Regions from separate parts of the Homo sapiens genome. Here region 1 is linked to region 2. Evidence: chromatin loops called from intact Hi-C (ENCODE). Cell type or tissue: ovary. All regions are shown on one strand. Region 1 overlaps CD82 (CD82 molecule). Region 2 overlaps EXT2 (exostosin glycosyltransferase 2).

What was found. Peaks named below come from ENCODE experiments on the same cell type or tissue, not always from the same donor. Only the 100,000 strongest peaks of a DNase experiment are listed, where the experiment ranks them.
Region 1: it touches region 2 in a loop (2.8-fold over the local background); 15 of 110 quality-filtered maps call a loop at or near these places.

What each region holds. Positions count from the first base shown.
Region 1 is chr11:44,614,854-44,618,853 of GRCh38, reverse strand. It overlaps CD82 (CD82 molecule), which reads right to left. Exons shown (of 10, transcript NM_002231.4): 7 at 3,481-3,582; 8 at 489-692; 9 at 131-214. Among named protein-coding and RNA genes, the nearest start is that of CD82-AS1, 12 kb to the right of the region's middle. RefSeq lists an enhancer at 2,088-2,437. In ovary, a CTCF peak has its summit at 1,803 (motif pointing right); a DNase peak (open chromatin) is centred at 1,803.
Region 2 is chr11:44,108,443-44,112,442 of GRCh38, reverse strand. It overlaps EXT2 (exostosin glycosyltransferase 2), which reads right to left. Exons shown (of 14, transcript NM_207122.2): 3 at 3,160-3,249. Among named protein-coding and RNA genes, the nearest start is that of EXT2, 15 kb to the right of the region's middle. RefSeq lists an enhancer at 1,917-1,996. In ovary, a CTCF peak has its summit at 2,010 (motif pointing left); no DNase peak of the experiment used is centred here.

The DNA of each region.
Region 1 (4,000 bases), 510 kb before region 2:
AGACCAGAGGGCCTCTGGAAGCTGATGGGGTGCTGGCCCCCTTGGCCACCACCTCCCCAAGGAGATCAGCAGAACAGAGACAACCCAGGAGGACCTGGGATGGAGAAGGGATGGGGGAGGGGGCTCAGACCTCGATGATGGCCACACCCACGCCCACGCCGAGGATGATGCCCAGGTTCTCCTGCAGCCACGCCTGCACCTTCTCCATGCAGCCCTGCAAGGGCAGAATGCGGTCACATCACCCCGCTCTGCACCATCCCACCCCGCCATGCAGAACCACCGAGAGCCCCCCAGTCCCAGCCCGGAAGCCCCTACAGAGGGCTCTGCCTGTTCCTTGAATAAATACATTAACAAAGAAGTAGATGAAGGTACAAATGACAGATGAATTAAGGGAAGGAACTAAATGCAGGAAGGAATTGCTGAGCAGTAGCCCAGATGGCCCCCAACGCCCTCGGAGCCCCGCCCCCGATCCGCAGCCCCCCGCACACCTCCTGGTACACAGGCCAGTCCTCAGGGTGGTTGCCACTCTGGGTCCTGTTGCCGGGGGCCTCGCAGAAGCCCTTCCTCACAGAAAGGCTGTTGTCCTCTTCCCCCTTGACTTCGCAGGAACAGGGGTAGGTGACCTCAGGGCGATTCATGAGCTCAGCGTTGTCTGTCCAGTTGTAGAAGCTGACCCAGCCGCAGCACTTCACCTGGGCAAGGCAGGGGACAGACTGCTTGTGCTCACGGCTCACCCTAGGCAGGCTGCCCTCCTGGCAGAGGGAGGACCTCCCCAGGACAGAGACTGAGATATGCCACTTCCAGGCCCCTGGTCCCAGCCGAACCATCATAAACTACAAGTACAGCAGAAAAATCAAAACCAGGACCAGCAAAAATACAAAGCAGAGTAGGAAGGAAGTTCAAGTTGAAGGAGCGCAGGTGTGCAGGGCACAAGGAGAATGGACGGCAGACAGTTCACAGTGCAGGGTTTAAAGTCAGGCTACTGGGTTACAATCCCAGCCCTGCCGCCTACCAGCTGAGCAACCTCCATCAAGGAACTAGCCTCAGTTTCCTCATCTGTAAATGGGGATAATTAAAATCCCCAACTCACAGGGCTATCACAAGGACTAAATGGGATGAGGCAGGCAAAGTACCAAGCATAGGTGTGGGGAGCACAATAAGCTTAGGAAAGGCCGTTCAACTTTAGTGCAGGAGTTGAGATTTGCCTCTGAGCTTCCTGGTGAAAAGGAAAAAAAGTGAAAAGTGAAAAAGGAGACGGGGTCAATTCCGCCTTTTTTTTTTTTTTTTTTTTTTCTGAGACAGAGTCTTGCTCAGTCACCCAGGCTGGAGTGCAGCAGCGTGATCTTGGCTCACTGCAACCTCCACCTCCAGGGTTCAAACGATTCTCCTGCTTCAGCCTCCTGAGTAGCTGGGATTACAGGCACTCGCCATCACGCCCGGCTAATGTTTGTATTTTTAGTAGAGACGGGGTTTCACCATGTTGGCCAGGCTGGTCTTGACCTCCTGACCTCAAGTGATCCGCCCGCCTCGGCCTCCCAAAGTGCTGGGATTACAGGTGTGAGCCACCTTGGCTAGCTGGTCAATTCTGCCATTTTAAAGGAGAAAATGCTCTAGTTCTAGAGAGAAGAAAGCCTTTCCGGGCTCTGTGTGCTAAAGGAGGTCTCTGTGTGTGAATCCCCGCAATGCTGGGGGTTCCTGGGAGGATTCAATGGGATAGCCACGGTCACAGCAGGGGTCAGTTCCTGGACCGCTTCCTTCCTAGCTCCGAGGGGTGTCGCCTGACCAGTAGCCAGTGGCCAGCAGGGGGCGTGCCAGGCACACTCAGAAATGCTCAGCTCCAGGCAGTTTCTAATCCAGGTTTACAGGTGCTTGTTCCAGCAGCCGGGCTGCCTCCTCTCTCCAAGAAAAGGCTGGCACCTCTGAGGGGTGCACAGGTCTGCAAGGCTGGGGGCACCCACAGGCCATCCTACACCAGAGCAAAATGAGGCAGGTCTCCTTGGCCCGTCTACGACAGAGCCTCCTTCCAAGCAACCCCTTGGCCTGACTCCGGCTGTACCTGGTCCCCAGCAGCACACGCCACCTCCGCCTGTGTCTCCATGGATGTGCATGGTGACTAAAACATCACCACCAACATACCACATAATAAATGCTGCCTAAGTGCTTCAGGCTTTAACAATGTATCTCACACGGCATGGGTCAGTAGCCCCATTGTATAGATGAGGAAGCAGGCTCAGCAAAGGTCTAGCGGCTGTGGCAGTGTTAGCACTCCAGGCCTTGGGAGTCTGACTTACCACCGGCCTAAGCAGCATCTGACAGCATCAGAATCATCTAGAACCAGCCAATGACTTTCCAGGGTAGGATGCTTACCACCTCCCAAGGGACCCACTTCTCCTCCCAGGTCCCTTGTCAGGTGGCACTGGTTTATGTCACTGGTGACATCCAGACTTTGCTAAAATTAGCAAAGTCTCAGCAATTGTGGGTCAAACTACATATGCGACCAAAACATTTCCTTGTGTGCACCAAGCCTTCCAGCTGCCACAACCCCCACACCTGATCTCCTCGGTCAGGGCCAGAAAACATCGCTCTCCCCTTCCTCCACTGAGAAAATGGCCATGTCCATGTCACCTAGATGGAGTGTCCTCTCTGCAAACTCTCCTGGTGCCGCTGAGTCAGGCTTTCTCCTGCTGCCCATGCCCTTTGTACTCCACATCCCTCCCCTGAGGTGTCAACAGGCCCTAAGTGACCACTGTGTCCTGCGCCCTCACAGGATTGCAGATCAGAGATGTCAGGTCCCAGCCAAGGGCACATGCAGCATCCGGGACCACAAGAAAGGAGAGCCAGGTGGTCATTGGATCACTATTGAGACAGGCTGGGAACCTGGTCAGTCTATCTGTTGGTCAGTCGGTCAGTCCGTCCGTCCATCTGTCCACCCATCCATCCATCCATCTCTCTCACTTTAATGGAGGTATAATACACATGAACTAATGGGCACACATTCAGCTTGGTGCATTTTTACGTATGTGCACATACTGGCGAAACCAGTATCAAGATTTGGCTAAAATACTCCTTTTGCCCTAGAAGGCTCCCCAACACCTCCCCAGCTAGTGCCCTTCCCCAGAGGCAGCCTTCACTGGGACTTCTCAGCATATCAGCCTTGGCTCCCAGTTTCCTAAAACCCAGAGTGGAGCTCCCAACGCTCCCCAGTGTAGCTTGAGATAAGAGGGCTGACAACTGCCCCCATGCTCTCTGGCCACAAATGGGAGCACAGAGCTGTGAAGCTGCCTCTGAGTCTCTGGGCCCCCTGAGCAGGGAGTTGTGGTGCTAACTGGGGTGCCCTGCCCCCATAGAAGCACACTCTCCTACAAACTGTCAGGCACACACGAGCACTGCAGATGCCAGTCCCAGACATGTGGGTGCACAGAGCCCCAAATGCAGGGACACCCAGGCCAGAGAGCCTCCTGCAGCCCCGCCCCACCTCACCTGAGCCTGCACGTAGTCCCAGGCATCCTGCAGGCTGTCCTCGCGACTGCTGTTGTAGTCTCGAATGAGCTCAGTCACGATGCCGCCCATCTCCTGCTTCAGCTGCAGGGGGGAGGACAAAGGTCAGGGTCAGATTTCCTGAAACCCGTGCCCACCTGTGGTCACCCCTACTTAAACTGCCTCCCCCCGTTCCCCTCAGCAACCCTGGGACACGCTCATGGCTCCAGCCACTTTCCTGGCGCTCCCAGGGTGCCCGATGCAGGCAGTGCCAACCACTCCTGCCCCACTATCTCTTCTGCGCTTGGCAGCAGCCTGGCCCTGTAAACATCAATATTCTCATGTCACTGCTGAAAACCCCGTAGGGGCCTCCCACCTCCAGGGCAGTTCCCACCGTCATTGTCCCCATAACAGCCTAGGAGGTCCTACACCACTTGTCTGCCTCCCCAGGCCTTCTGTCCTCTGTTCTTCCTCCCTCTGCTTCAACTGACTAGATTTCTGTGCTGTCTTTGTGCCAGGCACA
Region 2 (4,000 bases):
TATCCCCAAATCAGAGATTAGTTCCAAAGCTGCAAGAGACTGAAAAGAAAACCTGCAGCTAAAGAAGTATTAATATGATGATCTGACTCAGGTCAGGCCAAGTATTATAATCACTGGAGGCGCTCTCCAGCATTTTTAGCACTTTGCAGGGCTGCCTGATTCTGGGACGTCTCCTCTGACACTGAGCCTTCCTCTCCACGGCCTTGTATTCTCCACCCTCCCTAACCCAGTGTTCTGCATGTTTTCTCACAGTTCTCCTCCTGCTATCTAAGTATTCGCAGTGCCTAAACACAGTGAGGCTGCAAGTTTGTCCTTTGCTTTCCTTTAAACCATGCATGGAATCAGGCCTGCAAATTCCTCAAATATAAAGCTTCAGGTTTTGCACAAAACAAAACCCAAAAAAGCAGACCGATTCTATCGGTCATCCTTATTTGTTCACTGAGTCAAACAAACTGTAAAACAATATTTGTGAGACAGGTAAACATGAGCAAAGGCTAGATATTTAGTGACTATTTGGTGATATGGAAAAATTATTGTTAATTTTCTTAGGTATGATAATAGTATTATAGTTAGTTACATTTTTTGAAAAGGCTGTATCATGCAGAGATTCACACAATATTTACAGATGCAAGGATCTGATGTCTGGCATTTGTTTCTAGATAATCTAGCGGAGGTGGAGGTAGATGAGAGTAAGGATGAAACAAGACGGGCCTCAAGATAATGATCGAAGCTGGACAGAGGATATGTGGTGTTCACTGTACTAGTCTCGCTTCTTTATATAGGTGTGAAATTTTCCATAACAAGTTTAAGTAAATAAATAAACACCCACATAAAAGTAGAAATGTGTGAGAGATATTTGCAAAGAAAGGATAAGAAATCCAAGGTAGTAACGGTATTACAGAACACATCTGAGAAAACTAACATCAGTTAAGTCATTAAAAGATGTATAAGTCATGAAATATGCTCCTACTCAAGTTAAAATAAAATTGGTTTGTATGTGTGCTTGTGTCTAAATCCATAGAAAAAAGACTAGAAAAACACATCATATTTTAATATAAGTATCTTTCAGGAAGGGAGTGAAAACAGAGGAGGGAATCAAAGCAGGTTTTTACGTTTTACTCTTTATACACTTGCATGCTGTTCGACCCTTGCACAAAGTATATATGTATCATGTGTATGGATTTTTTTTTAATTGAAAGAGAAATAAAAACATTTAAGCAGCATTAAAAAAAATTCACTGAGCAGACATTTCCCTTCAGTCCAGGTCCTTGTACTGTATTTCCTTAAGTAAAATAATTTTTAAGTAATCACACCTATGCTTTTGAACTTTAGGAGATCTTAAAGCAGTCTAATCTAGCCCATCTGTTTTCTAATTTCCAAACAATCTGACATGCAGCTCCTGTAAAACCATTCTGCATTCACAGTTCTTGCCTCCTTTGAATCCAGGAGCAAGGATGAAGGATAAGAAAAATTAACAAACAAATCTACTATTCCTTACCCCAACAAGAAGGCCACCTAAGTTTCAAAATGAAATTTCCCACATGCAAAGATAAAGGACTAGATGGTGATTCATTACCTGCTATAGGATTGGCTATAATCACTTACAAAAATACATGCATAGGAAAAACTATTTAACCTTCCTGATCCTAACACCTAAACACTGGCATGTACTCACACTTTCTCCTGTCTACTTGACACCTTCCTGCAGACAAATGAAATCGCATTTAACATGTGCACTTGATAAAAATAAAATCCAACTCCCATGCAGATGCATATACCAAAATGTCAGCAAAAAGTGAAATGACCCAAACAGAAAGAAGCCCTTCTGAAAAAAAATCCAGAACTGGAGATGGAGACTCTGCATTCCTAACAGCTCTTTTCCTTCCCTTCTCTGTTCTCCAAAGTTATTTCACTTCCCCAGAACAACCAAATCCATAAAACAGTAGCCCACTCAGGAACAGGCACACCTTCTCTGGGGCTGAGAGCCAAATCCGGAATTACCCTGTGTTCAGCCACTTCCTACAGCATTTGTGCACCCGGACTGCCCTCTATCGTCCAAAACGGTCTCTACACCAAAGCTGAAGGGTGGTCCTGGAGTGTTTGTCTTGTGTAGTTATAATTATATTTCCAGACAGAAACTCAAAACTGACTTTAGATAATCACTTAATGCAAAGAAGGTTTAGATTTAATCTTCTGGGGAAAAGGAATACTAAGTGTCGATTTTCATAAATGATAATGTTAGCCTCTAACAAGTTGAGAACTAGCCTCAGGCTGTTCTCAGGCTAATACCTCAGGCTGTTACCTTTTCAGTTAACAATGAGTTTAAGAGTTAAACACCAACTGTAATAAGACTGGTGATAAACAAGTTTAGGTGAACTGTTAACAATTCTATACCTTGAGCATTGCCCGCGACGCTTATATATTGCGCCCCAACTTTCTACTTTCCTCAAAGCCTTGAACCCAGCACTAAGAGAGGTCCCTTAAGTAGCACCTCATACCAGAGCTTTCCAAGAAAGCTCATACCAAAATCTTTCAGTCAGTGATGAAAGGGCAGATAAATACAGTGAGTGAACTCAAAGTCACTCTCAGGCAGTCATGGCCACCCCATACCACATCTGCCTATTTGGAAGGTTTTTCTGGAAGGAACGAAAGGCAAGAGGGGCGAATAATGAAGGCAGGCAGGCAGGGAGGGAGGGAGGAACGGACAGAAAGAACCCTACTGATTGAAACAACAGAAAGTAAATGAGAATCAGCGTGCCCCCATTACCCTCTACATTATAGGCTTTGGGTATCGCTTTTACATATCCACGCTACCTTCTCTCAGTAAGCTGTGCATCTACTTGTGGCAAATGCTCCCGAATTCAGAGAGAGCTAGCACAAGCCTGTCACACTTTTGGGGGCTGGATGTGTTACACTCAGAAGTGCACAATCCAGAGTGGGAAAACAGTTTTAGAGGCTATGCCAGGACATAAGCCCTAACTGGTTTTCCATAAAAGATTTAAGCACTTCTAAATCTTCAGGAGGAAAATACTTATGACAATTTTCTAGTTTAATAAACAATTCTGATTACAAAGTATGTGGTAGATTTAGGAATATAATTTCACATGAACAAAATGATCTTGAACCCATCATAAGGACAGCCCCAAATATGCCTCCTACCTGTCTCTGGGGACATCCAGGGCTGTGTTATAATCTGGGGGACCTCCAGGCAACATGTTGAACAACAGGTGATTCGTACCTCGATCCCACCTGTCAAGAAATTTAAAATGTAGGAGAATTAATGTGTCAACTATGAAAAGACAAGAGTCAGTTACTAGACAACAACTATCAAGGATCCCCAAGCCCAAATAGGGCCGCTTCTCAGGTATGCAAAGCAAACTCCTGGAAATCCCAACAGCACATCAGACACAAGTCTGGCTCCATGACAGGGAAAAATGAACGCACGTGTACTTCAAGCTTGTCCCATACAGACCTGCTTCTAATAATGAAAAGTTGAAAACTACCCAAATGTTCACCATTTGGTTAAAGAAACACAAAATACATTAGAGAAGCCTGGTTAAATATATGGTAGAACATCTGCAAAATGGAATACTATGCAACCCTTAAAGTTATATAGTAAAAGAACATAAAATTATGTCATAATTTGGAAATATATTCATGATATATTAAGGGAAAAAGCAAAAGAGTATGTACTGTGTGATCCCATTTGGAACAAAACATTTATATACAGATGTGTATGTGTATTTTTAGTAACATCAAAATATTAATAATGTTTATCTCTTAGAGGAAGGATTTCAGAATGAATCTTAGATTCTTCTTTTTGCTTACCTGTATTTTCAGATTTCTTACAGTGAATGTGTATTATGTAAGTGCTACGAGGAGGTGGTAGCATATTTAGATTTAAAAGGAAGAATAAATGAAGAAGAGCCACGCTTAGTTTGGAAACTCTAAGAGGCTGGGAACCCACAGCAGTAGTGCCGGAGATGGCAGACTACTCTTC